Linked DNA regions of Homo sapiens: regions 2, 3, 4 and 5 are each linked to region 1. A link is a contact called in ENCODE Hi-C data. All regions are on one chromosome and are shown on one strand. The core of a region is the stretch at or near the end of the contact, and the rest is flanking DNA. Distances in the headings are between cores, read along the strand shown. Region 1 holds the start of CCNK (cyclin K). Region 2 has its middle 39 kb from the start of LINC00618. Region 3 overlaps PPP2R5C (protein phosphatase 2 regulatory subunit B'gamma). Region 4 holds the start of PPP2R5C (protein phosphatase 2 regulatory subunit B'gamma). Region 5 holds the start of LINC02320 (long intergenic non-protein coding RNA 2320).

Region 1 (5,472 bases), core at 1,557-4,056:
ACTTGGAGGTAGGATTTTTGCTCATATTTTTACTACAACTCTACACAGCACAAACTATGCACCTGGTTTTCATTGAATTCAATGATTGTCTACTAAATATTCACTCCAAGCAAGCCTCCGTCGCTGATGGTCATACCTTCCCCGGCGCCGTCATCCTGTCATTCTCCTCCAGGCAGGAGAGTACTGTGTTCCAAGGAGGCTGTTGTGACCGTTTATCAGAACTCTCAAAACCAAAACAGTTGTCCAGTGGTTAAGCTTTAAATAGGAAAAATATCACCTCCATATTTTTCTCATTATCCAGTGGCTTCTAAAGCAAAAGCTTAATTATCATTTAAAATGTGGCCTAAATGTCCACGGCACGGAAGAGCAGCGCAGCAGCCATCACTTTCTTACTGACAGTCACTGTGCTCTTACGAGAAGCTTTCGCTATAACCGTACATACAGACATAAGATGTTCTAATCTTCAAATCCAACACCACTCCAATTCCAGGAAAAAAAAGCACTGAGATGTTAGCACACTGGAGAAGCAACCATTTTACTCCTTCAGACTACAGTTCCATTTCAGATATTAACTTACAATCACTTGGAGGGCAGACAGGAAAGGGGTAGCAGAAGGCTAAAATCCAAGGTTGTCTGGGGTCCCAATAAAGAGGTTCTGTAGCTGTTTGAGAACTTGGCTTTGCAAACTACTTTCTTAGGCCGAAGAAAAACTCCTCGGTAAACTGTTGGAATTTCACCAAAGTATCAATCACGGCAGCCCTTGGGACTAATCCAGTACTGCTGGACTTTCACGCATGGTAGCCCGTATAAACACAGTACATACAGCAAGGTTCAAGCAAGTCTTGGCAAATTTTAACAGTGGAGAGGAAGACTGCTTTATTTTGCTATATTCTTGGGTTAAATGTATTCGCTTAAAATAATAAACACTTCTCCGAGATTATTACTGGTTAGTTCAGTTTTGAAATACTGGCAAGGTCATTTCAAGAAGAAAAACGGGAGAGGGAGAGGTATATTTTACATAAGATAAAATTCACACTTTTCAGTGTCCGGTTCTGAGTTCTGACAAACGCATTTATAGTGGCCTCATCAGCACCACAATCAGGCTACGAAGATGGGGTAACTCTTCGAGGATTCTTAAAAGCAAAATTGATTTGTCAGCATACTTTAAAAGTATTTTTGCTTTTGAAACATCACCTTATTTATTTAGAAAAGCAAAATAACACGGTCCGAGTGGTCCTAACCCGCGAATGCCTTTGCAACACTGAAATGCCCTCCTCCCAACACCGGCCGGGCAGGGGTGAGCCCCGCAGCCAGGGGCGCGCGTCACTGTCAGCTCCTTTTCCCAAGTGGAGACCGGGAAAAGACAAGAGTTGCATCGCCGGGCTGGAGCCACGAGGAGGAAGAGTTAACGCCGGAATGACAAACTCTAAAGCACCGAATTGCCTCTCCCTAGTAGGGCACTGCGCGTGTGGAGCACGGCCAGGGGCGCGTGGGAAGAAAGACGACCTATTTCCTACGTCCGTCTTCCTAACTGGACGGCGCGGGAGGAGGCGGGGGCTGGTCCCCGGGCACCCTGGTGGGCACCGAGAACTCGCAGAGAGGAACATAAAACCGCACAGCCTTCCCCGAGCAGCGGGGTGACGGGAGGAAGGAAGGAAATGGGAGCGCGACCCGGCCGCGCGCAGAGCCGAGCCGACTAGCGCGAGGGGCCCGGGCCCCACCCGAGAGCAGGCGCGAGGGCCGGGGACAGCGGGGCAAGCTCGGGGAGAGCGCTGCCTGCACCTGGCACCACCTCGAGACCGGGTGGCGCGGGGCCCGGGAGCGTGGGCGCCAGAGGGGACAGGGCAGCGGCGAGCGCGCGCCTCTCGCCCCGCAGGGCGCCCGGGCAGAGGCCGACCGGCGCCCTCCGACCCCGCCGGGCCCTCCTCGCCCTGGCCCCCGAGCGCACACCTGCCCCTTCAAGCCCCGGGGCCACAGCGGCCGGCGGGGACCCTGGCGGGGGCGCGGGCCGGACTTCGGCCGAGGGGCGCTGGCCAGGGCGAGGGACGGCCTCGCAGAGCTCGGAGACGCGGCGCGAGTTTCCCCCGCGGGCCGCGCGGGCGCAGAGACCGCCGCCAGCACTCACCTGCCCGCTTCCCCTAGCGCAGCGGGAACGACGTACTCCGGCCCGGACCCCGCCGTCCGCCTCAACCAACCCCCAGGCGGTGGCGGCGGTGGCGGCGGCGGCGGCCGGACGGGAGGGGCGGGACGGCAGCCTGAGACGGCCCCGCGACCGCGGCCCAACGCTTCTCCTCCCGCCCCGGACCCCGCCCCCGGGCCGCAGCCGCCGCCGTTCATTGGCCCACGCTTCGGACGCATGGGCGCGGCCCCGCCCCGCCACCCAGCCGGCGTTCCGTTCGGGGTCCTCCCCAGCCAGTGGGCTGGCAGCTCCCGGGGGCAAGAGCGGCCGGCTCAGCCGCCGCCAACCACGATGTCGCAACTGGCTGCGTTCGCCCCCGCCAGAGCTTTGATTGGACGAATCTCGACCCGGGCCCCGCCTACGCGCCCAAGTTCCGTTAGCAGGTTCGGTTGCTCCAGAATGCCTTTTCGCCCCGAGGGGCGGGACCGACGGGATGGGCCCTGTGGCTGGCTCCTCCCTCTGTAAGCAGCAGCCACTGACCCGCGGGGCGGGCGGGGAGGAGAGCGGCGGCTCGTTCCTCTTTTGAGAGCTCTGCTTTCTTCCCATTGGTTGACAGGCATCCTACTCTCTCCGCCCCTCCGGTCGCTTGGTGGCGTCTCAGGACGCAGCGTGATGACGTAGGTCCCCGACATTCCATATACAAGATGGCCGCAGTCGGCAAGGAGAGACGTCGCTGAGGGGCTTGCCTGAAGCGAGGGGTGAGTGACCCACCGACTGAGGGCAGCGCCGCCCACCTCCCGCGTATCTGGAGGTCGGAGTAGGTTATGGCCAACCGCCGCTATCCACTGGCGGAGTCTCTCTTTCCGGATTCTGCCTCCCTCCGCTAACCTCCGGTACACATTGAACTTTGCGGGCGACGCGGGGTTGTGGGGCGGGCGTGTAGAGAGGGTCTGAGGCGCCGGGGCGGGGCAGGGAGGCCGGACTCACCCTAGAACTGGTAGCGGCCCTCGCACTGGGGGGCAGTCAGAGTTGGGGAACTTTCTAGGGGTTGGGCAAAAGGGGCAGCGGTGTTAACCGCGCACAGTCTCACAGCCACAGACTTCTCATATCTCCCCGATTATTTCGCGGCGTATTAGTCCCAACCTTGGCTAGGCCTGAAACTTTTTGGAGGTTGTTCCATGTCTAGGGTACTCCGACTTTGGAGTTTTGGAGAGCCACGTAACGAGGGTGCGGCTAAGATGAGGAAAAGGCACTTCCGGGATTAGATTTCGTTCTTGCCCAGACATCGTCTTTACGGACCCGCTCCTGGTGGTTGATTTGGTTTGTTATGAGAGAAATTGTTCTTTAGAAAATTGGAGCGTAAGTCTAGAGGTTATGTGACAGCTCCTAAACGATTGTCTGCCCAAGATAGGCTCGGTAATGCTCCCTAAATTTAGACTGCCAGTTAAACGGAGCTTTCGCTAAGTCATCTGAGGTTAGGAACTATTTCTAAGAGCATTTCTTAAGGGTGGTCTTCTGTGTTTTTAAGAGAAACTTGGTGATGTTTGTGTATCTCGATCTAAATCGCTGTTTACAGATACCTAGCACAATGCCTTGCAGTTGTAGGTGCCCGCTAAAGGTTTGTATGAATGATGTTGCTAGAATGAAAGCGAGGAGCTTTCAGCGCCTAGAACACTGCCTGACGTTTAATAAGCCCTCTGTATTGCTGAATGAAAGAATGGATGGATGATGGTAGTGGTAGTAGTATTGATAGACATTTGGATTAAAGTGCCCTTAGGATGCTTACCTGTTAAATAATCTTGACTATGAATATAATAATTATCCAAGATTGTCTTATTCAGAGTGACCACCGCTGGTGTCTTTTAGGGTTTTTTTCCCTCTTTTATCTCATTTCGATTATATTGTGATGCATTATTCAAGCATATTAGTTGATTTCTGGGCAAATCCTGTTTAAATTTGTTCCATTTTGAAAATGTAGTTTGCACTAACAAGCAATAAAAACTATTCGAGTTGTTAATGAGGTTCTTAAATTTTAAATGCTGTTTCTAAAATTGAATGTCATAAAGAAAAATTGGTCATAGCTGTGGCCTATAAAATGGGCTAGTTCATTTCAGGACATTATATTTGAAAGCAGTGACTCTGCTGAGTGTCTGAAAGGGAGGACAGTGTTTTCTGCTTGTTTTCTTTAAAATTGGATAAGGACAAAAAAATCTAGAGGAATTAAATTCAAGGTAATTGAGGAGATTACAGAGTGATCATATTTTTAAGCTCAGGTAAATTGTATACCAGAGTATTTGCAGATGACTTTATAAAATCGTTATTCTTAGATTTTGAAAAATCCTAAAAGTACAGTTAATGATAGAAGACTAGAATCTGGTAAATGTCTGTTTTCACATAGAACCATTCGATGGCTCTTGGCTACTAGGAACCTATTAATAATCTGTTTTAGAATCTTGTTGGAAGAGCCAACAAGTTTATGAGTACTTGGGAAAGGAGAGCTGATTCCCTGAAGCCAGCAGAGCTTCAGTGAGAAAAGGCCAGGTGAGGCCAGAGGTGGTGGCTCACGCTTATAATACCAGTACTGTGGGAGGCCAAAGCTGGAGGATCACACAAGCTCAGGAGTTCAAGACCATCCTGGGCAACATAGTGAGACCTCACCACTACAAAAAAAAAATCAAAAAATTAGCCAGATGTGGAGGTGCATGCCTGTAGTAGCTACTTGGGAGACTGAGGCAGGAGGATCACTTGAGTCTGAGAGATCAAGGCTGCAGTGAGCCGTGATCGGGTGACTGCGCTCCAGCCTGGGCGACAAAGCAAGACCCTGTCTCAAGAAAAAGCCAGGTGACACAAATCATATTTCCTTTTGTTACAGTTTACTAGACTGGTGGTGATTGGGGATTGTTGGACATAAGTTCATTTAAGTTTATTTAGGACATAGTCTTCCAACAAGATTCTAATACTGTGTGTAGACACAAGAGTTAAATGTGCATTGGATAAGGTGTGGTTAGATGGATTTATATCCATGCAAATTACCAAACCCGAAATGTTGATTAATGAGTTGATGTAAGCCTGGGGAGATGTCTTTGGAGATATGCTACAGGACTCTGGTCTTGCCCTTACTCGGATTAACACTTTCTTAATACCAACTTTAAATAGATAAGCAGCGTGATTCTCAAGTTAATAAATGCACTCAAACCATGTAGTGATAATGAGCAAATTAGATGACACTCAGAAATCAAAGATTTCTTAAAGGCTGAAATATAATAATAGGCCAGAACTGGCCAGATATAAATTTACTAGGTGAGATTGTCTCAAAAAAAATAAAAAATAAATAAATTTACTTGGTGTGATTA
Region 2 (5,472 bases), core at 1,043-3,542, 2.6 Mb before region 1:
TGTGAGTGGGCACCACAAATAAGCAGCACTTCTGGAAGACCTCAAGAGGGCAAAGTCACTCCCCTCCCCCATAGTTACAGACACTTCCTCTCCTGAGAGGGCAGGTGGAATCGTGGGGATGCCCTTGTTTCTGTGACCAGCATCCTGGCAATGCCTGTGATGTAGACAACTCAGCCTCCAGTCTGCAATTACTCCTTTTTGATGAAGTGGCCCTTATTCCTGGGCTTTCTTCCCAGGCCATGCAACAACTGTCACTGGTCTAGTCAGCCCTCTGCCTGCGTAAATGACCCAAGAGCCTCCCCCAGTGTTCCCTAGTTGTGTGTGTTTGCAGCCACACAAACACGCATTCAGGGAGACGGGACGGTGGAATTCAAGCCCTCTGATGGATTTTGCATCTACCATTTTTTTCTGTGATAGTCAGAGTCACTTCCTATGGCCTTTGATCCTTCTTTTGCCAGGTTTTTCCAGGAGCTTCTCTGCTCCCAGAAGTCCTTTAACTCCCATTCATCTCTCTAGAAGCCTCTGATACCCTGGCATATATGTTCTTTCTAATATTGCCTGTCTTCCAAAACAAAGATACAATAAACTTAGCGACATTGATTCACACACATACCTTAAGGGGAAAAAGGAGGAAAATTCAAGAAGGTCCTCTATTTATTGCACAGAAAACCAACTAGAAATAAGGGACTTGCCACTCACAGTTCATATCGATGTGATGCATCTTAAAGACACGACTTGTGGTTTTCAAATGAGCTGCTCTCTCTATCAAGCCTTGCAGGTGGCACAATCTCTGCCCCCAAATCCCTTTCTCCTTTTTTCCATTTAACTAATTCCTACTAATTCCTTAAGAGTCTGGTATCACTTCCTCTGGGAAGCCTTACCCAATCCTGTCACTCTGGGTGAGGAGTCTCTCCTATCTGCTCCCTCTTTTACAACTGTTTTTATAATGATATATGTTATAGTGCCCCGACAAACTCATGGAAATACTGGAACAATAATTGTCTGCTGACTTACTCTTTGATGCTCAATGGCTAGAACATAGTGGACACTCAACAAATGATTTTTTTTTTGGGGGGGTACAAATGAATTACAAAATGATTTTAAAAGAACTGTATCACTTTAAAATGGGCTTGATCTTTGAATGATAAAGCACCCATATTTGCAGAGTTGGGGTGGCATAGATTAGATACCAAGCAAAAGAACAAGAGACAATGGAGGAAGTGATTTTCACTCACCTTATTTCAAAATCTGACTGAACAGACGGAAGTCAACAAAATGTAATTCATTCAAATAGCATACTATGTATGCTTCCAAACCTAATGGATGAAATTTATATCTTTTCTATCTTCATAATGAAAATTCAAGGACAAAGTAAAAAACAATGATTAGTCACATTATTTAAGTATGAAATGAACACAAAGACTCAAGTTTATATGATGTTTTCATGCTGTTTTCACAGATTGCTTCATATGTAGTCATGTGATAGGGGTGGGGGCATAAAGAATTTTGGTATTTTCTCTGCAACTAGAGGAGGCCTGAGGTCTGATGTATTTGAGCTGCTCTGAGAGGTGCCTCGCTTCCTATCCAGCCCCGAGGGTTAGCCGCTCTGAGGAGTAATGTATGCTTTTTCATATCTCCCCAGTAATTAGGCAATTTTTATGTACGAGATGGTTTATAGCACACACACCTACATCATTCTGACCTTTCTTCTGTTTACCTGCAGCGTGTGGTATTTTAGGAAGTGACTTTTCTTGGTGAGTGACAGTGTCACACTGCTTGCCGGCTTCCGTGGAAAGCAGGGCAGCCAGCCACCCTGGTTGCCCTCAGGAGCAGGAACTGTAGACCTCACAAAGGCGCCTCAATCTGCAGTCCCCAGCTTGGAAATGCCAGTCTTTCTCTGTGATGCCCTGTGTGGTTCTGGGGTTTTGTTTTCAATAGTTCACAGCATGTAATTTTGAGAGCCGAAGTGGACATTGTAGAACTATCGTTTCCTCCTTGAGGTGAGGGTTCTGGACTGGGGGCTTACATACCAGTATTAGAGAGGTGGCATGCGGGTGGGGGAGGCTCCTCTGTACATGAAGGCAGGTGCTCAATGCACTGAAGGAGGAGAAGCTTGTGACTAGTATGCTGGTTTAGAAATGGGCTCTTGGTCCCCATTGTCTATCTAGGTTCAGAATCTTGCTCCTTTCTTAAAAAGGATTTTGCAAACGTTTTTAATGGAAAGTGCTTTGTTCCTTTCCCTGGCACTGACCGTATACAAGGTGTGGCTTTTAATGAATGATCAGACTTTTAAAAACAAACATTCCACATTGCTTGCATCTTAATCAGTATGTGGTCTGTCAAAGTAAACAGAGTCTCCTATTGCTCCCTCACTCTCAATTCAAACCGTGGGATGTTTTAGGCTCCTCTGGCAGGCCTTGTGCTACAAGAATCTGAAGTGAAAATGAGCATGTTGAGATGAGAGTGAATAAGTTGGCTGAGTCCTCAAGGCAGAGGTGGTGACAGAATCAGCTTAATAATCTCAATGAATGGAGGGCAAGTGCCACCCACAGACATAGTCCTTGGTCTTCCAGCACCAGGCACCCTGCTCAGAGTAGCTGAAGATGGAGGTTCCCTTCCCCTGGGCAGAGGTGAGGAAGGGGGCAGACTGAGATGTACCCTCTTCCTACAAGAGCACATTTCTTTGAACACGCTCAGTGCAGTGGCCATCATCAACTTTGAGGGTACATTTAATGTTGCAAATGCTTCCAAATTCTTTAGAGCCAAATTTAGCAACAAAATGGATAGTCGTGCTAAGGAATATAGCACCTGGGATAAAAACAATGTATTCCTGTAAAAACAAAAGCATTATATGGCTTACAAATGGACTCCAGTGGCAATTCTAAAATAAGAATCCAAATGAGGTTGGAGCAATGACAGCCAATTTCCCCAGAGGATATCATGAAAGCTTCCACGGAAGCACAGAAGTGAACGTATTTGCCAAACAATTGGACAGCACACAAGCATGAAAACTATGGATACCGAGTCAAGGCTGGGGACTTGAGGTTAGTCCACACTCTGCTATATACCCTTGGCACATGGGTCCTGGAAAACCTCTTCCTTTCCTGCAGTAGGCAGCATTTGTTTACTGCTCTAACTGGAATGTCTTAGCCTCCCTCTTCAACAGGTTGACTTCTAGGCATCCTTCAGGACTCAACTTGACTTTCATTTCCTTTCACTTCCTCAATCCCCAGAGAGTTACTGTCTTCTGTGCTCCATCTTGCATGTGTATAAATCTCTATAATGTTGACTTTCCCACTGCATTATTATAATTTTTTGCTTTTTGGTTTTCCCCATCCATGCCCCCATGTTGTGAACATCTTGAAGGCAGGTGTTGCTGTATTCATGTCTGTATTTCCAATGCTTGGCATATAGTAGATGTGCAGTAACATGCTTCATGATCCAATTTTGATGAATCTAGTGTCCTCATTTGTTTCTTGTCCTTTTAAACTCACAGGGTCAGGAAAAATGAGAGAAAAGATGTGAGAATTCTGTGATCGTCTGTGTGGTTGCTGCATGCACACACAAATAATGCTGCGATTTCTGTACACTGATAACTGTGTGGACATATCTCATGGGCCATGTTTCTTGAACATTAGTGTGTGGCTGGCACTGAGGGAGTGCCTCAGATCTGTAGAGCTGGTTCCCTTAATGAAATCCACTTCTAGATCCATTGTATAGCTCAACCCTGCCAGAAATACTCCTGTTTAAGTATGATATGTAACAAGTATTATTTGAAAGTCAATTACCAAAAGGACACCACTGCAGAATAAAAAGGAACTAACTGTGGAAAATTAGAAAGCTACTCAGAGCAGTCTTTAGTCTCAATTAGCCACATTTTCCTGTCTTCTAGCAGCTGAACTCAGAGTGTCATTTGAGTAGGAGCTTGGGCCTGGCAGCTCACGGCACTCTGTTGCTTCTGAGGTCCCCAATTATGCAATAATGGTAATCACTGATGGAGGGCTTGGTTGAGAAATGCCTGTTTCCTCATGTCTAGAGCTCAGTAATCATAGGGGAGGAGTATGTCAGCACAGGATTCGTTGATTTCAAATTATTGTTTGAGAAGGAGCTAAGTGAGATCAGGCTTTTACAGACTGGATTGCGGAGGCTGAGGCTTGGGGATGCCACCTTCAGAGGGTGCTACAGGCGGACAGCCCTGACCACTCTCTGAAAGATCTGCTCAAAGCCTGCACTCTGTCCTCCATCCCCAAAAGTTCGAGGGCCATTTGAGACAGAGCAGAAACCTACTTCTGGCATAGCCCACTTGCCACTCAAAATAACTAGTTCTTATCACAGAGGGCTGGGAAGTAAGGATATGGAATGGGACAGGCTGGTTTCCCATTTCTCACACCCAGTAGGGCTTCCAGTCTTTCATCAAATCTGGTCATTAGCAGAGGCCTCCTGAGTTCTCTTTAGATGCCTTTGCCATTTCTGAAATAGCAAGGGCAGTCATAGATTGCAAAAATGGCCACACATTCTTCCCCTCCTATTAAGGGGTGGAGCCTGTTTCTCTACTTCTTGAAGCTGGGTTGGCCATGTGATGTGTTTTGGCCAATGGGACATATTTGCAAAATGATACAAGCAGAAGCTTGAATAGTGCTTGTACACTGGGGTTTGCTTTATCTTTTTGCACTTGGAAACACTGCAGCTGCCACCACATGAACAAGCTTGAATTGATCTGCTGGACGTTGAGAGAGACACATAGCCCAGGTACCCTGTAACCCCAGCTACAGCCAGATAACCATACAACATGCGAGTGAGGTCATTGATTGCCAACTTGAGCAGGAGTGAGCCCAGCCAAGACCAGCAGAAGAACCTCATAGTTGATCAAGATGATCCCAAATTGCCAAACTACAGAGTCATGAGTTAAATAAAAGATTGCTGTTTTAAGTCACTAATTTTGGTGGGCTTGTTATGTAGCAAAAACTGATACATGACTATTATGTTACCATCATGCCAGGTACTGTCCTAAACACCACACGTATGAACTCATTTCATCCTCTCAAAACCTTATGAAGGAGGTACTATTTTCATCCCCATTTTGCAGATGAGGAAGCTGAGATTGAGTGACTTGCACAAGGTTACAAGGCTTGTGTGGGGAACAGGGGCCACACCTGGCAGCCGGGCTATGAAGTCTACACTCCTAACCATTGCACCCACTGCTGCTGTCAGGCAGGTCTGAGAATGTCTCAGCTCTACCCAGACCCTACAGTAGCCACCCCAGTGCCTCAGGAAGCACGCTACACTCCTTGGCATGGGATATAAGGCCTTTCATGATTTCATTTATTCAACAAAGCTTTTACTGAGGTCTACTACATGCAGGCACTGGGGATGTGGCAAAGGAGAAAGCACACAAAAATCCCTGCCCTCATGGATTTTACAGTCTTTGGGGGCAGAAAGAGACAACAAGTAAATAAGCAAAATAATCAGTTT
Region 3 (5,472 bases), core at 2,215-4,714, 2.3 Mb after region 1:
TTCCGCTCCCTGTCACACTGGAAATAGGACCGCCAAGTGGTCTAAACGTGGGATAAATCATTTCTCTCACTCACATCTTGGAAAGACGCTGGCTAAAATGCATGGGGGAAACCAGTACTCCCACAGCAGGTAGAAGTCTGGCTTTATTTGAGGCCCTTGAATTACACATAAATCAAAAACTCTTCTAGTTTAAAAAAGAAAAAAGACTAAAGAGATATAACAGGTACCGTGAGTGAATCTAGATCAGATCCTTGTTCTAAAAAGTGTGAAATCAAACCTATTAGAGACATTTTGAAGGCAGCTGGAGAAAGTGGAGTGCAGAATGATGTTGGATGTGTGGAATTACTGCGAACTTTCTAGGTGTAAAAAGGTGTCCAACTTTTGTAAGGGACTTTTCTTATTCTTAGGGAATGCAGAATGAAGTATTAATAAGTGAAGGATCGTGATCTCTGCAACTTTAAATGGTAAAGAGAAAAGTGGGTAAAAAGCAAATATGTCAAAGCATGAACAGTTGTTGAATCTAGCTGAGGGGATATACAATATACAATTATTCATTGAAATTCTATGGAGATTTTAACTTTTTCATAATGTTTGAGAGAAATAAATATATATATTTATTTATATATATATTATATATATATTATATAAATATATATATAATATATATATTTATATAATATATATAATATAAAAATATTATATATGTATATATATTTTTTTTTTTTGAGATGGAGTCTTGCTCTGTTGCCAGGCTGGAGTGCAGTGGAGCAATCTCAGCTCACTGCAGCCTCCGCCTCCTGGGTTCAAGCAATTCCACTGCCTCAGCCTCTCAAGTAGCTGGGACTACAGGCACCCACCGCCACAACCAGCTAATATTTTGTATTTTAATAGAGATAGGGTTTCACCATGTTGACCAGGATTGTCTCGATCTCCTGACCTCGTGTTCCACCCGCCTCGGCCTCCCAAAGTGCTGGGATTACAGGCGTGAGCCACTGCCCCAGGATGAGAAATATATTTTTAAAAAATAAGGCTGTTTCGCTCTCTTATCATTTCAATATTCTCTGGTGAAGGAAATATCTTTAAAAAGGGTCTGCTTTGGAAAAAATGTACAAAGAAAATGTAATAACTTAGCTACTGTTTCCTAAGCCATGAGCAGTGGCCTTTCATATTTGAGTCTTTGCCAGCCAGTGTTGGTCCTCTGGTTGTAACTCACAGTAGCTGCACAGACGGCCACACCATCTGACAAAACAGCGTTTTTGGGGTGCATAACCGTTTTTGATGTTTATTGGCATTTTTATTGGTCTTTTGGAGTGTAACTGCCTTTGAGCCACACTAGAAGATAAGATAAAACCAAAGTTTCCTCCGCACTTTAAGAGGCAGGGTGTTTGGTGGCTGAGGGTAGGACCTGGAGCCACACGCCAGGGTCAGATCACCCCCCATCCCCCACCCCGCCCACCCCAGGCAAGCTGAACTGTCTAGGGCATGTGACTCACTCTCTGTTTCTAGAAATGGAACGTGAAATGGGAATAATAATACAACCTACCTCTTTGGGGTTTTTTGAAAGTTAAGTGAATGCACATAAAGAACTTAAAATGGCGCCTGGAGTGTCGTGAGACTCAGTGCTCATGGTGTCTGTGGTTGTCTCTTTCGTAGGTCACGTATGGTACTCTAGGGCCCCGCCACTTAGCCATAATCTGTTTTCTTTTTCTCCAGCTGTATTATCTGTATTTGTTCATCTCAAAGCTCATCTGTCTCTCTCTCTCTCTTTTACCCAGCCTTTTCATCTCTTGCAGTTTGCTTGGCATTTCACCATTTGGAAGAAATTAGTATCATCAGTACCTCTGGAGTTTGCACTATGCTCTGCTTATAGATTGTGTATAGTTACCTGCTAAGATGGTCCTAAGCACATGTCCACGGCCTCAGTTCAGAGTATACTTAATGCTCCCTATTCAGTCTTTCTGTTCCCGTGCTCCAGTCCGTGAAGTCTAGAGTAAAATAAGAAATTGGCATTTATATACATCTCCCCTCCTCATCTTTAACTCTTTTGAAGAAGAGAGTTTTAGTATCACATTCATAAGAAATTTCATCTTTAAAAGTTGGTATTACAGGCGCAGTGCCTCACACCTGTAATACCAGCACTTTGGGAGGCCAAGGTGGGCAGATCACCTGAGGTCAGGAGTTCAAGACCAGCCTGGCCAACATGGTGAAACCCCATCTCTACTAAAAATACAAAAATTAGCCAGCGTGGTGGCGGGTGCCTGTAATCCCAGCTACTAGGGAGGTTGAGGCAGGAGAATCACTTAAACCTGGAGACGGAGGTTGCAGTGAGCCGAGATCACGCCACTGCACACCAGCCTGGGCAGCAGAGTGAGACTCTGTCTCAAAAAAAAAAAAAAAAGTGAGCAATATCTGTGGTTAATCTCAAATAGGGTGGCTTTCCGTGTCATTTCCCTTTAGTTGTTTTTAAATGCAGATGTTGCTTTAATTAAATAATATTTGAAATAAGTGGGGTCCCAACTATAACCTTATATCTTATTGTTTTTAAATGTTGATATTTTGGTGTTTTCAGTAGAATTTGAGCTGTTAACAGTGATTAGGTTTTTTCAGTTTGTCATCGATGTATGTGACCTCGTTATAATACACATGGATTTTTGTCTGCTGGTTGTGTTACTCATGAGCAATGTGTTCTAATTATGGTATTTTAACTTATAACTTATGAAAAAGTTATGTTTCACTCTAGGGAACAAGTCCTGAAGAACCCTCAAGCCCTAAAGTACCACCTCCACTTCTTCCTGAGTTGCTGGTTCTTATTTTTGGTGGGCTTCAAGGAAGAGGTGGGTGGTGAGGGTGTCTGTATATGTGTGTTTACATTTGTAGACAGTTTCTGTACATGTATAATTAGGAATGGGTTGTCGGTTTTGGTTTTTTTCCCAGCTTTATGTAATTGGTCAGACTTCTCAAAGGGGGGTAGCACTTGATAATCGCTCTCTTGGAACTCTGAAGCCTTTGCATGGAGCAGTGTTCACCCTGGGCAGCCTGTGGCCCCTGGGGTCACAGAGCTGCTTTCCAGGGGGTTTGCAAGGCCGTCACTGCCTCATAAGATTACCAAGATCTAATTTACCTCTCACTGTGTGGACGTTTGCCCTGGTGGTGCAAAGGCAATGGTGAGGAATATGGCGCCTTTCTTTCATCGAGCAGGACAGCGGTGTTCAGCTAGCAACACACCAGTCTGACCCAAGAATGTCCTCGATAAAGCATGAAGTTACTGGTTTTTTAAGTCTCAACTCTTTTGTATACCTTTTTAATTTTGTTTTTGTTTGGGTTTGTTTTTAGTTTTGTTTTTGTTTGGGTTTGTTTTTAGTTTTGTTTTTGTTTGGGTTTGTTTTTGTTTGGTTTTTTGGTTGCTCAGGCTGGAGTGCAATGGCGCAATCACAGCTCACTGCAGCCTCAACCTCCCCAGCTCGAGCATTCCGCCCACCGCAGCATCCTGTGTAGCTGGGACTACAGGCAAGCACCACCACACCCAGCGTGGTTTTTTGTTGTTGTTGTTTTGGTAGAGCTGGGGTCTCACTGGGTTGCTCAGGCTGGTCTCAAACCCCTGGGCTCAAATGATCCTCCTGCTTTGGCCTCCCAGAGTGCTGGGATTAGAGGCGTGAGCCACCGCACCCAGCCTCCTTTTTAATTTTGCGTGACGAAATGCAGAGTTCACATGAAGCCGTTCTAGCATGCTGGAGTGTGATGGCCGTCTCGAAGAAAAGCGCCCATGTGATGTGTGAGTTATGAGCCAAAATAGCCACTTTTTCCAGGAACTTTAAATTATGAGAATAGTAATGTAAAATCATTTTTACTTGACAGAACAAAAAGCAGACAAACTGTGGATATTAAGACTTAAATATTTGGCTGATATTTTCTAGAAAATCTATGAAGTGAGCTTATCAATTGAGGGGAAAACAACTGCGACACTGTTTTTGGCCCATGGTAAAATTTGAGCTTTCAAGAAAAATTTGAACTTTGGAGAACTTTTATCTGCCAGTGTAAATGTGGCAGCTCCCAGTGCCACAGACTCTTCTGCTGAGAGGGGTGGTGACATTAGCAAGTGGGGTTTCTTGATGTATACGGTGGAAGGTCACACACCACATGCAGCAGTGTGTTCTCAGTGACCAACGAACGATGCTACAAACAAGCGTGGGTGAAGAGCCACCAAAGTGTAAGACACACTGCCGGGTGTTCATGTAACTGACAGGTTCATCAACATGGTTTCAGATTCCTCATTGCAACTAATCTTTAAGGAACTATCACTTGTTGAATTTTAGCATAGGCAAAGAAGAACATCGGCAATTTTTTGAGAAGCATTGAAACCTCCCTTTTCCCACCAGACGTGTCTGTCTGAGCCTGGGGTGTTTCTTTACATATACTTGAACCAGAATAGCATATCACAGCAAGTTGAACACAGAAGCATGTCGGCAGATCCGCCTGTCTTCTGTTGAGTATTGAAGATACATGCAAAAATGTACAACATGGCCATTTTCTCGCTGGTTTCTTTTTGAAAATAAGGTTATTTTCATAAAATATTACTTAACATGAAGTGAACCTATTGCTAATTTAATGAATAAGTAAATATTTTTAAAATTTTCAAGTATGGTCAGTATCAATGGATATAACCCCCATAATCAAAGCTCTTTAGGGTTCTCCATACTTTCTAAGAATGTAAATAGGTCTTGACACCAAAAAAATGGAAAACACGTGGACTTGGAAGTTTTTCTCGAATGGGCTGGATGTGACCCTGACCCTGTTTTTACCAAGCCTCCTTGGTTTTTTCCCTCTTTTCTCTAAAAAAAAAAATAAAATAAAAATAAAAATAAAAAAAAATTAAGTAGTCAGTGGAATCATCTAAACTGGTCTCTGGGACCATGAGAGCTGAGAGCATCCGGAGCCCACCTAACCCTGAGCCTTCCTCTTGCCTTGGTCAGTTTCCTTCTTTGTTTTTCAAATCTTTTTTTAAAAGCCATTTTCAAGTAATCAATTAATATGTGAATACGGCCCCATTTACATTTTTTCTTCATTGCAAATAAAACTGAAATTTTCCCTAACCTTATCCCCTGAGATTGGTCTACCATCCCCACATCTCAAAGTGACTGCTGCCTGGAGTTTGCTGTGTGTCATTCCAGACCATTTTCTCCCTGTGGGGGGTGGGTGGGTGGGTGTGTGTGTGTGTGTGTGTGTGTGTGTGTGTATTTATCCACATAAATAATATAAATATGTATTTATTCACAGAGTATATAGCATTTTTTGTTTCATTTCTTTAAAAAATTGACATGAGAGCAGTTTTAGTAACAAAAACCTTTTATACGTTTTTAGGATCTTGGTGGCGCTCTCGGTTCATAATGCTCTGAGTTGGTGTTACGTCATATTATCCTGTATTGTACTGTGTATACATACGTTACGTAAATGCTTAATGTGGTCTCGCATGTT
Region 4 (5,472 bases), core at 2,178-4,677, 2.3 Mb after region 1:
TGATTACATTTCAACATGGATTTGGGTGGGGATAAATATCCTAACTATATCAGGGACCATCTCAAAAAAGTGTCCCAGAGGAGCAGGGGTTGGAAGAAAAGGAGTTTTGTGTGATGCGAGCAGTGCCTTCATGAACATGGAATGTGGGGCCATCCTGGAAGAGGTAACCCTCAGCCACACACACACACACACACCCACATAATGGCTTTATATCCTATCTCAATAGCTTGTCCTGAATCCCTTCTTTTGGGAGCAGGAGCTATATCTATCTTTAGCGTTCCTGTAAATACCACAGCACCTAAGACACTGCATGAAACCCAGTGTGTTCTACGGGTAGTCGGTAACTAACTGTCCTTAAAGATGGTCCTCCCTAATGTGGGCAAATGAAGCCAGTCCAATGGCCAGTGACGTACACATGCAGTTGTACAGGTAATGGTGTTGAGTCAGATTTCTCTGGTTGCTATGGTTTCAAGGTCACTGGATGTTAATCAGGCAGCTTTGCTTGTACCCTGTCCCTATGCTTTCCCTAAAACTCTAAACTGACCTGAGAAACCTCTAACCTGACATGCAACTAGTCCTCTATGCTATATTTCCAGTTGCCATCTTGGACACCTCTACCTACATTTTGCGGACACAGCAACGTGTCCCAAACTGGAATCTTGTTCCCTTGCAAACCTGCCCTCCACTTGCATCCCTTCCTCATCATTCACTGTGTTGCCCAAACTACAAGCATGAGCATTCGCTTTTTATCCTCGATTCTGGCTCTCTGTCGCGTCGGCGATCCTTCCCCCCGTTGCTGTGGAGATGCCTCCCTGGCACGCACCTGAACCATAGCTGGATGCTGATTGCTCTTTCTGCCTCCTGCTTTTACTTCCACCCTCACCTCCTCCACACTCCTGCCACCGATGTCTTCTAAAATGCAAATGTGAGTACATCACTCCCCACTTCAGTATCTGTCAGTGACCCTGAAATGCATTCAAAAAGAAGTACAATATCTTGGCAAGGTCTACCAGTCTTAATTCAGCGTCGCTGTTCCTTCAGTCTCATCTCCGGCCATAACAAAACGTCCTGTGCAGTGCTCTGTCATGCTTCCAAGCCTGACCCCCCTCACCCCAGTCCTGTAGACTTGTCACATGTCATGTCCTTCTGATTGCTGGTTTTTTCTATTTCCATGCAAGCATGTGAACTGCTTGAGGACAAGGGTAGTGCCTTGTTCACCATGAAATTTCTGGCATCATGCTTTGCACATAGTAGTTATCCAACAAATGTGGGTCGAATGAATGAATTGTATGCAACACCGGATCAGGAGATATGATACAAGGATTTGGGTGGCAAAGGATTGTCTCAGAGATGCCTCTAAGCCTCCCTAAGAGTTCATGGCCATAAACCAATAGTTTCAGAGCTACTCCTTTTTGATATGGATATATCCTGGACTTATTAAATTGACAGCACATATTTTATTTTTAAAATGTTATTAAGTTAACTAGGGGCATCGCTCTATCCTCAAAATTGTTTTGGAGACACCATTAACCCACTTAAATTATTAATAAAAAAGCCACTTATTCCGCACAAATAGTTGAGACTGTCCTGCTTACCTACAGATATTCGTCTAAGAGCCGGCAGACATTCAGATACCCGCAGACAGAACTTACTTTCTGGACCTCCCACAACATTCCTCCCTTTAGATCTTTTTTTTCTTACCCCGTCTTTCAGCTTTCTCATTGCAGAACTGCTGAGAATAATGGAAAATGCTTTGCCTGGAAACTTCCAAGAACAAAACTCCGGGGGCTAAGAGAACGCGATGATTTTTAAGCTGCCAGTTAAGATGCAGCTCCTTCATCATCACAGGTGAAGCACCAATGCCTCTCGCACGTGAAATCCGTACGCTCCTAGAGTCTTACTACCTAATGCATTTCTGCAATCTGGGACGCCTGTCCTTAGCGTCTTCAATAGTTTTGGGCACGAGGTGGACCGCGGAAGTATTGTATTGAAAAGTTAACGTTTTTCCCTTGGACACCCTCTCCTCACAGCTATTAACAAGCTGAGAGAAATCAGGTGACTCCCAGTCATGCAGAGGTTTCCTCACCATTTATGATCAAGCCAAATTAAAGAATAAAAATAAAATCCTATTGGCGCAGCGGCCACCAAGTCTTTGAGGCCTCGCCTCGGTGGGCGGGGCCGACGCCGGAGGAGAGGGGCTGCGCATGTGGGCGTGACCTCGCGGAAGGAGCTGCGGAGGGCGGGGCCGACTGGAGAGGGGCGGGGCTGTCGGGTGGGTGGGACCTCGCGGCAAAAGCTGCGGAGGGCGGGACCAACCAGGAAAGGACGGGACTGTCGGGTAGGCGGGACCTTGCGGGAGAAACTGCGGAGGGCGGGACCAACCAGGGAGGGGCGGGCTGTCGGATGGGCGGGACCTCGCGGGAGGAGCTGCGGAAAGCTGAGCTGGTGAGGGGAGGGGCTGGTCGAGGGGAGGGGCTGGTCGAGGGGAGGGGCTGGCCGAGGGAAGGGGCCGGCCGAGGGGAGGGGCCGGTCGAGGGGAGGGGCCGGTCAAGGGGAGGGCCCGGCCAAGGGGAGGGGCCGGTCGAGGGGAGGGGCCGGTCGAGGAGAGGGGTTGGTCGAGGGGAAGGGCTGGCCGAGGGGAGGGGCTGGCCGAGGGAAGAGGAGGGGAGGGGACGGGCTGGTCGAGGGGAGGGGAGGGGAGGGCAGGGGACGGGCTGGTCGAGAGAAGGGGAGGGCAGGGGACGGGGTGGTCGAGGGGAGGGGACGGAGGGGAGGGGAGTGGAGGGAGAGGAGGGAAGGGGAGGGGAGGGAAGGGAGGGGAGGCGGGGCCCAGCGGTGTCCCGCGAAACTGCCGCTCGCTCGGTTCCCGGGCCTCCCCGTGCGCCTCAGTGCAAAGCGTGCCAGGCACTCTTGACTGCAACGAGAGCCGCGGCGGTGAGGGGGCAAGGCCAAGAGGCCACGGTTCGCGTTTCGCCGGCTGCAGAAGTTGTTGCCATACATTTCAAATGTGCATTTCCTACGTCTCACGCTCTGTCTTGCGCCTCCACAGCGGGCCACGGCCCTGTCACCGCAGTCGCAGCCACATGCTCCCTCCCCTGAGTCGGCTCAGCTCTGCTCAGCGGTCAGCCCCGCGCCAGGAGGCCGCGGCCTGCCTGAGGCCGGCTCGCAGCGACTCGGGACGGAGGGCGGGGGCGTGAACGGGTCGCGCGGAGAGGGTGGGGGGAGCGGGGAGCGTTAGGGTACGTGGGGGCGCGTCGACCAATGGCAGGGCGCTGTTGAGTGCAGCGGGGCGGGGCCGGGCGCGGGGGTGGGGCGAGCGGCGGGCGGGGCGGGGCGGCCGGCCGGGGGGTGGGAGGAGAGGGGCGGGGCGGGCCGGCCGGGGGAGGGGCGGAGAGACGCCGCCGCTGCCGCCGCCGCCGCCGCCGCCGCCGCCGTGGCTGCCGCAGCCTCTGGGAGTCTGGAAAAGGGGAAGCGAGAGCAAGCGAAAGACTCAGTCCCCGGGCGGCGGCGGCGGCGGCGGCCGCGGGGGCGCGACGGCCGGGGCGGGGGCGCTGCTGCTGCGGGGGCAGGCGGCGGCAGGGGCGGCGGCGGCGGCGGCGGCCCGCTCCAGCCATGCCGAATAAAAACAAGAAGGAGAAAGTGAGTCCGGGCCCGGCCGCGGGACGGAGGGAGCAGGGAGGGACTGCCGGGGGAGGGCGCGACGGCACCGGGGTCCTGCGCCCGGGCCCCGGCTCAGTTCCCCGCCTGACGCCGCGGGCTTCGCGTCCCCGAGGGCGGCCGAGCCAGGCATCCCCGGGCTTCTCTCGGCCTCATGCCCGGTGGGGGCGGGGAGCCCGGGGATCGCGCCGGAGCCGCGGGGCGCAGGCCCGGGCCGCTGGGACCTTCGTGATGGGCCGGGGCTGGGCGTGGAGGGAGGGCGCGGCCCGGGGAGGGGGTCGGAGGGGCGCCCGTTTCCGACAGCGCGCCGTGGGCTTGGGCGGGCAGGTGCGGCCGCCGAGGGGGTTCGCAGCCTCGCAGGCTCCCGGAAAGGAGCTTCAGGGATGGGGGCTGTAGACGCCTGGGGAGGGACCCCTGTACGGGGGAAAGGGAGCGAGAAGGGACCCCGCTGAGAGCTGGTAAGGAATTCTCTGCCGCCCCGGAGGGACGCTCTGGGGCTCTCGAACACTATTATTATCCTGGGTGGCGGCGGCGGTGAGGGCTGCGAGCAAGGGTGCTGCGTTTGCATTCGGGGGGGCGGGTATGTTTCTGCTTCAGGTGGAGCTCTGTAGCGTTTCATTATCACCCCAGAAATCCTCACTCATAGGGTTTAGGGTGGGAGGGTAGAAAGGGATGTGATGTGGATCTCAAAATGCCAGAAGCACTGTATAAAATTGGATTTATCTGTTTTCTGCTTGAAGTTTTCAACCTCAAATGCAGATAAAACGAAAAGAATCTGAATGGGGGTTGGGGGGCATTGCACTGTTGGAATCCTAAACGGTATGATATAGAATTTCCTAATGGTATGAATTAAAAATATCAGAAGCTGTAGTTGTATAAATCACTTTTAAAACTGCATTTGGCTTATCTGATGTTTACCTGTCTAAAAAGTGAGAAGACTAATTGACTTTGCTTGATGTTTACCAGGAATCACCAAAAGCAGGGAAGAGTGGAAAAAGTTCAAAAGAAGGACAAGACACAGTAGAATCAGAGGTAACTGTCATCAAATATTGACTTTGTATTTTATACACAGCTTTTAACTTCAGGTAGAAAAACCGAGAGTGATAAAGCCTAGAATCTTCTAAAATGTTTCCCTATGTGAGGTTTTTTTTTTGTGGTGTCTTTTATAACCCTCAATTTTAGTTGTTTAGGTATTTACTGTTTTGCTTTGGAAAACTATTAATGATTTTATGAAAATTGTGCTTGCCTATGGGGTTTGTTTGTGGGTCTTTTGGGGTTTTTTTTGTTTTTTATTTTTTTGAGACGGGGTCTCACTTTGTCACGCAGGCTGGAGTGCAGTGGCGCAATCTCTGCTCACTGCTACCCCTTGCCGCCCAGGCTCAAGTGATCCTCTTACCTCAGCCTCCCAAGTAGCTGGGACCACAGGAACATGCCACCACACCCAACAAATTTTTTTTTTTTTTTAATAGAGTCTCACTCTGTCACCCAGGCTGGAGTGCAGTGGCGCGATCTTGGCTCACTGCAACCTCTGCCTCCCGAGTTCAAGCAATTCTCCTGCCTCAGCCTCCTGAGTAGCTGGGATTACAGGCACCCGCTACCACGCCCGGCTAATTTTTGTATTTTTATTAGAGACGGGGTTTCACCAGGTTGGTCAGGCCGGTCTTGAACTCCTGTCCTCGTGACCCGCCCACCTTGGCCTCCTAAGGTGCTGGGATTACAGGCCTGAGCCACCGTGCCCATCCTGGATCTGGTATTTTTAAGTTCATTTCCCACACCTCAAACCCAGCAACCCTCCTGTATAGATTGGTCTTATGC
Region 5 (5,472 bases), core at 1,641-4,140, 2.2 Mb after region 1:
AAATCTCTCTCTCCCTTTCTGCTCTCCTTTATAGCAAGACTCTTTGGAAGTATCCATCTGGGCCAGAGTGCAGTGGCATACTCACAGCTCACTGCAGCCTCGATCTCCTGAGCCCAAGCAATTCTCGCACCTCAGCCTCTTAGTAGCTGGGACTACAGGTGTGCACCACCACTCCCCGCTAATTTGTAAAAATTTTTTGTAGGCCGGGCGCAATGTCTCATCCCTGTAATTGCAGCACTTTGGGAGGCCGAGGTGGGCGGATCACCTGAGGTCAGGAGTTGGAGACCAGCCTGGCCAACATGGTGAAACCTTGTCTCTAGTAAAATACAAAAAATTAGCCAGGTGTGTTGGCGGGCACCTGTAATCCCAGCTACTCAGGAGGCTGAATGAAGAGAATTGCTTGAACCTGGGAGGTGGAGGTTGCAGTGAGCTGAGGTTGCACCACTGCACTCCACCCTGGGCTACAGAGCGAGACTCTGTCAAAAAAAAAAAAAATTAAAAAAAAAATTTGTAGAGACAGAGTCTTGCTATGTTTCCCAGGTTGCTCTGGAACTCTTGGCCTCAAGCAATCCCTACCTCAACTTCCCAAAGTGCTGAGCTTATAGGTGTGAGCCCCTGCACCCAGCTGGAAGTATCTATTCTTATTATCTTCAATTTTTCTCCTCCCATTTTCTCTTGAACCTTTTCAATCAGTATTTGCCTCCTACCACCACATTGAAGCCCTCCAGTGGCTTCCCTATTTCATTTGGGATAAAATCCAAAGTCTTGGCCAGGTGCGGTGGCTCATGCCTGTAATCCCAACACTTTGGGAGGCCAAGGTGGGCAGATCACTTAAGCTCAGGAGTTCAAGACCAGCCTGGGCAACATGGTGAAACCCCATCTCTACAAAAAGTACAAAAATTAGCCATGTGTAGGGGCGCATGGCTGTAATCCCAACTACTTGAGGTGCTGAGGCAGGAGGATTGCGTGAACTTGGGAGGTCGAGGCTGTAGTGAGCCAAGATCATGCCACTGCACTCCAGCATGGGTGACAGAGCGAGACCTTGTCTCAAAAAAGAAAAATAAAGCCAGAGTCTTCGCAGTGCCCACAAGACCCTACGTGACCTGATCTCCCATGACTCATTGCTCCTCGACAGCCACCACTCCGTTCCATGGAGTAGCCCAGGCCAACTGCTCTGCAGCCAAACTCAGGGAAACTTGGAGAACATGTGTGGACCAGAGGACCCCTTCCTCCTGGCTACCAAAAGAACCCCCAAATCCTGCAGCCCACCAGCTGTGTGCCCAGACACAATCTGGAGTAGAGGAGTAGACAGTGGCAGCCATCAGAAGCCCCACTGGCCAAACACTTCAGCCTCAGAATGCTGAGCTGCTCAAAGAACTGGTTAAATGTTTGTATTAGACCAAGGTTACTAGAATGGATGTTTCTCCCCATTGTATTACCCAGCAGAGAGTACCTTTCAAGAAAGATCAGATTAATTAAGTAGGAAAATGAAGACACTCTATTTTCTTTGCACATCTGATGTATTGTGAGTGATTTTGTGACCCTGCTACGTGCACGCATATGCACAGAAAAAAAATATCTTAGAATGTAGACCAAAATATTAACAGTGGTTATGGATGAGTGATGGATGAGTGAACTAACTATAGATTTGGAAGGATATTGTCTGTTTTAAAAGAAAATGAACACTTTCACTCCCAAACAAGACGGAATGTAGAGACTGGATTTCCTCTCCTGCCTGAAAAAGTCAAAATAAATTGGACCAAATATATAAAACAAGAGTTCTCAAGACACTGGATGATATGGTTTTGCTATGTCCCCACCCAAATCTCATCTTGAATTGTAGCTCCCATAATTCCCATGTGTTGTGGGAGGGACCTGGTGGGAGATATTTGAATCATGGGGGTGGTTTCCCCCATACTGTTCTCGTGGTAGTGAACAAGTCTCACGAGATCTGATGGTTTTATAAGGGGTTTCCCTCTCCACTTGGTTCCATTCTCTCTTGTCCACCACCATATAAGATGTGCCTTTCACCTTCTGCCATGATTGTAAGGCTTCCCCAGGCCCGTGGAACTGTGAGTCCATTAAACCTATTAAACCTGTTTTTCCTTATAATTTACCCAGTCTCGGGTATGTCTTTATCAGCAGCATGAGGACAGACTAATACACTGGATATCAGGTAACTAGGCACAATGATTTCTGAGAATGTGGAAAATAAAGTGAGCCTGCAATTAACCCAGCTTCCTTTCTTGAGAGGGTTTCCAAGCTACAGTATGGACAAGGGTACCCAGGTGGGGCCTGGCAGGCTCTTCGAGTTGGGAAGACAGAGCTGAGAGTCCAGGGAGACTCTGGTCACAGGTAGGGGCAGGGGGGTGATGCTGAGAGCCCCTGGGGCATGCCTGCCCTCTACAAAGCTCGTGGTTGAATGCAGGGAGGTGGTCTGGGGGTGGACTTGGGCAATGGGGAGGCTGCATGGGTTAGAGCCAAGCTCTCCCCTCTTCCAGTCTGTCTGGGCCTCTGCAGCTCCCGGTAACTTTGCACTGATTCCAGAGACAGTGATTGCTCAGGTACCCAGGTCTGGGTGTAATTAAAAAAAAAACAAAACAACAACAACAACAACAACAACAACAAAAAACCAAACCTGGCTCTTGGTGCTTTCAGAGATGGCTCAGAGCAGGAATTCTCTAGCTTTGGGGTGCATCCTCAGAGGTGGGGGGGGGCTTGCTGAAAAGACAGGTGTATGGTCCCACCTCAGGCCTGCTGAACAGAAGCTCTGGAGCAGGCTCAGGAGTTTCTTTTCTAACAGGCTCCCCGAGAGATCCTAGCAAATGTTTGCACAACACTCACTTGGAAGCTATGTGACCAAAACCATGATCACAGGGTTGTCCCTGAACACGGTGGGGAAATAACCTCTCCCTTAAATCTCCCCTGCGTGGTGACTTAGGGGAGGAGCCGGAAGAGAGCAGTGCTTCACAATAAAAGGAAGAATTGCTTGAACGGAGGCGTTTCAGGCATGAGTCACAGGCCGGGTGTGGAAGAGGAAAGTGTGAAGCAAGGTAGGCTTCCCAGCACCCCTCCATGCACAGCAGGGGCTGGCCAGCCTCAGCCAGGCCAGATGGAGCCCTGGAGGGTGGGGCTGGCTGCCCAGCTAGAGTGTCTCCTTTTACTTCCAGCAGGAAAAAAAGGCCTCCTGTCAATAGCAGAATCATCTACGTTTTCCCTGCCTTCCTCACTTAAATGCTTTCGAGGAGTGGGAGGAAGAAATTGGAGGCTGGAATGAATACCCTTTGCCCTCCTCTGAAAGCAGCCTGGGAGGGGTGACGGGGTGTAGGAGCAGAGACTTCAAGTGGCCCCCACCTGCCAAACCATTCTCAGGGACAGGTACCAGCTGGGATGTTGGCAGCAGCCGCTCCCCTGCAAGGAGAACCTCCCACTTCCTGTCCCGCACACCTGCCTCATTGGAAAGTGACGCACCCACTGTTTGGCCTCGGCAGCCTGATGTTTCTCATCACACAGGAAGACGGTCATGCTACAGGAAGACCTCGGACTTTGCATCCAGCAGATGTGAGTTCAAATTCCAGCTTTGTAATTTGCAAGCTCAGAGGTGGATTTGCTGGGAAGCTAAACAAGCTTACCTGCAGAGCCCCCAGCTTGCATGGGCCCCTCCCAAGACCTTAACCTCATTTTGTATTCATAATTTTGTAGTCTTTTCCCTTCAAAAGGCAGCCCAAATTTAAAAGCATTAAGCCCCACAAGACCTGAGTCCACCTAGGAGGTGGGAGATATCCCTTGCAGCATGAGAATAATAATTACCACCTCGTAGGGTTGTTCTAGAGATTGTCAGACCGAGACCACGCCACACACCCAGAAGGCACCCAAGTCACAGAGCCTGATATTGTTCCTGGAGCGCCATTGCATCATCCTTGACCACAAGATCTGCGTCATTGGATTTGTCTCAAAAACTTGGGACTCTGGAGATAAAACCTCATTGCAAGGCTACCTTTGCCACTGTATCTTAGCAGCTTTTGAAGCAAAGCATTTCAATATTTAGACACTGTGTTTCTAATGGGTACTGGGATCAAAATAATAAAAACTCAGTCTGCAAAGGGAGAAGAATAGAAACCAGCAGATTTATTATTTCACAGAATGTTCCTCTCCTCTCAGGTAAACATGCCTAATAATATCTGCTTAACTAATGAGCACCCGCATTGTCAGTGGGGCCTTGACTCTGACGACGTAATGCATTTCTGTGCCATTGCACCCCCCACCCATCTCGGAGAGCATCTGAAAATTAAGTGGGGCAGATGTAATTATGCATCTAATATGCAAGGTACATGTGCATGTAGAAGTGTGCATTGTGTAAACAACTGTATCAAATCAACTGCATGTATCTGCTTGGCTCACGTCCTACAAGCACAATTTTCATTTTATTCCAGTTACTTCTTTTTTTTTTTTTTTTTTACAGAGTCTCACTGTGTTGCCCGGGCTGGAGTGCAGCAGCGCCATATTGGCTCACTGCAACCTCCGCCTCTCAGGTTCAAGCAATTCTCATGCCTCAGCCTCCCAAGTAGCTGGAATTACAGGCATGCGCCACCACACCCAGCTAATTTTTGTACTTTTAGTAGAGGTGGGGTTTCACCATGCGTTGGCTGGTCTCAAACTCCTCACTTCAGGTGATCTGCCCACCTTGGCCTCCCAAAGTCCTGGGATTACAGGCATCAGCCACCATGCCCGGCCTTCCAGTTACTTCTTGCTGGCTAATAAATCACCCCAGAACCAAGTGGCTTAAGACAGCCATGAGTGTTTTGTAACAAGCATTGGATGACTATTTCCCCCAGCCCTGGGGACTAACTAGGCTCAGCTTATCTGGGTCTTTCATCCAGTTGCAGTCAGTGGCTTGTGTTTGAGTCATCTGAAGGCTTCCTCACTCACACAGCTGGCATTGGTGTTGCCTGTTGGCTGGGATCCCAGCTGGGAGTGCTGGCCTCTGTGTGTGGACTGGGCTTCCTCCTAGCATGGCGGCTGTGTTCTGAGGCCCAGCGTCCTGAGAGAGGTGGGCAGAAGGTGTATTGCCTTTTACGGCCTAGTCTTGTCAGTCGTGTAAGTTTTACCAAACTCACAGGCCAGCCTGGTTTCAAGGAAGGGAACATAGTCCTACCTCTCAACAGGAGGACTATCATTGCCACATTGTAAAAAAGAGCATGCAGGATGGGAGGCCTTATTTTGGCCACCTTGGAAAGTGAAACCTGCCACACATACCTTCCAAGTATGAATAGTAAATCATTGTGTTTTCCTTAAACTTCATCTCTAAGGAGGCCTGCTGGATGATTATTTGTGAATCTAGTGGTCATCACTGTCTGTGTTATGAACTTACAATTAATGAGCATGCATTTTCTTGGACGATAATAATCCATAATTCTGACTTCTTACTATTCAGATTAATCTTCTTCCCACTTTCCCGGTAAGAGTGACTTT

The links. Hi-C counts contacts between places; a loop is a spot of excess contacts on that map. Pooled maps may share reads with other maps.
Region 2: a pooled map shows a loop between it and region 1 (2.2-fold over the local background). The contact joins the enhancer-like site here to the promoter of CCNK in region 1. A Hi-C loop is called at or near these places in 2 of 50 pooled maps.
Region 3: a pooled map shows a loop between it and region 1 (4-fold over the local background). The contact joins the enhancer-like site here to the promoter of CCNK in region 1. A Hi-C loop is called at or near these places in 6 of 50 pooled maps.
Region 4: a map with no recorded cell type shows a loop between it and region 1 (27-fold over the local background). The contact joins the promoter of PPP2R5C here to the promoter of CCNK in region 1. A Hi-C loop is called at or near these places in 1 of 168 maps with a recorded cell type or tissue (aorta), 4 of 37 single-sample maps with no recorded cell type and 11 of 50 pooled maps.
Region 5: a loop to region 1 is called in a pooled map, with 5 times the contacts of the local background. The contact joins the promoter of LINC02320 here to the promoter of CCNK in region 1. A Hi-C loop is called at or near these places in 4 of 50 pooled maps.

The regions. Positions count from the first base shown.
Region 1 is chr14:99,478,603-99,484,074 of GRCh38, forward strand. It overlaps CCNK (cyclin K), which reads left to right and starts at 2,807. Exons shown (of 11, transcript NM_001099402.2): 1 at 2,807-2,877. It overlaps SETD3 (SET domain containing 3, actin N3(tau)-histidine methyltransferase), which reads right to left and starts at 2,257. Exons shown (of 13, transcript NM_032233.3): 1 at 2,126-2,257. RefSeq lists enhancers at 1,388-1,889, 2,698-3,067 and silencers at 1,738-1,937, 2,048-2,507.
Region 2 is chr14:96,902,064-96,907,535 of GRCh38, forward strand. No RefSeq gene overlaps it. Among named protein-coding and RNA genes, the nearest start is that of LINC00618, 39 kb to the right of the region's middle. Within about 2 kb of position 2,293, at least 2 of the 41 ENCODE cell types and tissues checked have a DNase peak (open chromatin) inside an H3K27ac peak, as active enhancers do.
Region 3 is chr14:101,816,252-101,821,723 of GRCh38, forward strand. All of the region lies in intron 3 of PPP2R5C (protein phosphatase 2 regulatory subunit B'gamma), which reads left to right. Among named protein-coding and RNA genes, the nearest start is that of PPP2R5C, 57 kb to the left of the region's middle. RefSeq lists an enhancer at 4,273-4,532. Within about 2 kb of position 3,465, at least 10 of the 41 ENCODE cell types and tissues checked have a DNase peak (open chromatin) inside an H3K27ac peak, as active enhancers do.
Region 4 is chr14:101,758,282-101,763,753 of GRCh38, forward strand. PPP2R5C (protein phosphatase 2 regulatory subunit B'gamma) reads left to right here and starts at 3,428. Exons shown (of 16, transcript NM_001352913.2): 1 at 3,428-3,639; 2 at 4,624-4,689. The coding sequence starts at 3,613. RefSeq lists silencers at 2,274-2,383, 2,454-2,603, 2,664-2,713, 3,174-3,333, 3,344-3,583 and 2 more.
Region 5 is chr14:101,728,416-101,733,887 of GRCh38, forward strand. LINC02320 (long intergenic non-protein coding RNA 2320) reads right to left here and starts at 2,891. Exons shown (of 6, transcript NR_184269.1): 1 at 2,639-2,891. LINC00239 (long intergenic non-protein coding RNA 239) reads left to right here and starts at 2,022. Exons shown (of 4, transcript NR_026774.1): 1 at 2,022-2,072; 2 at 2,942-3,053; 3 at 3,373-3,561; 4 at 3,821-4,110. RefSeq lists enhancers at 2,457-3,656, 2,699-2,758, 3,489-3,588.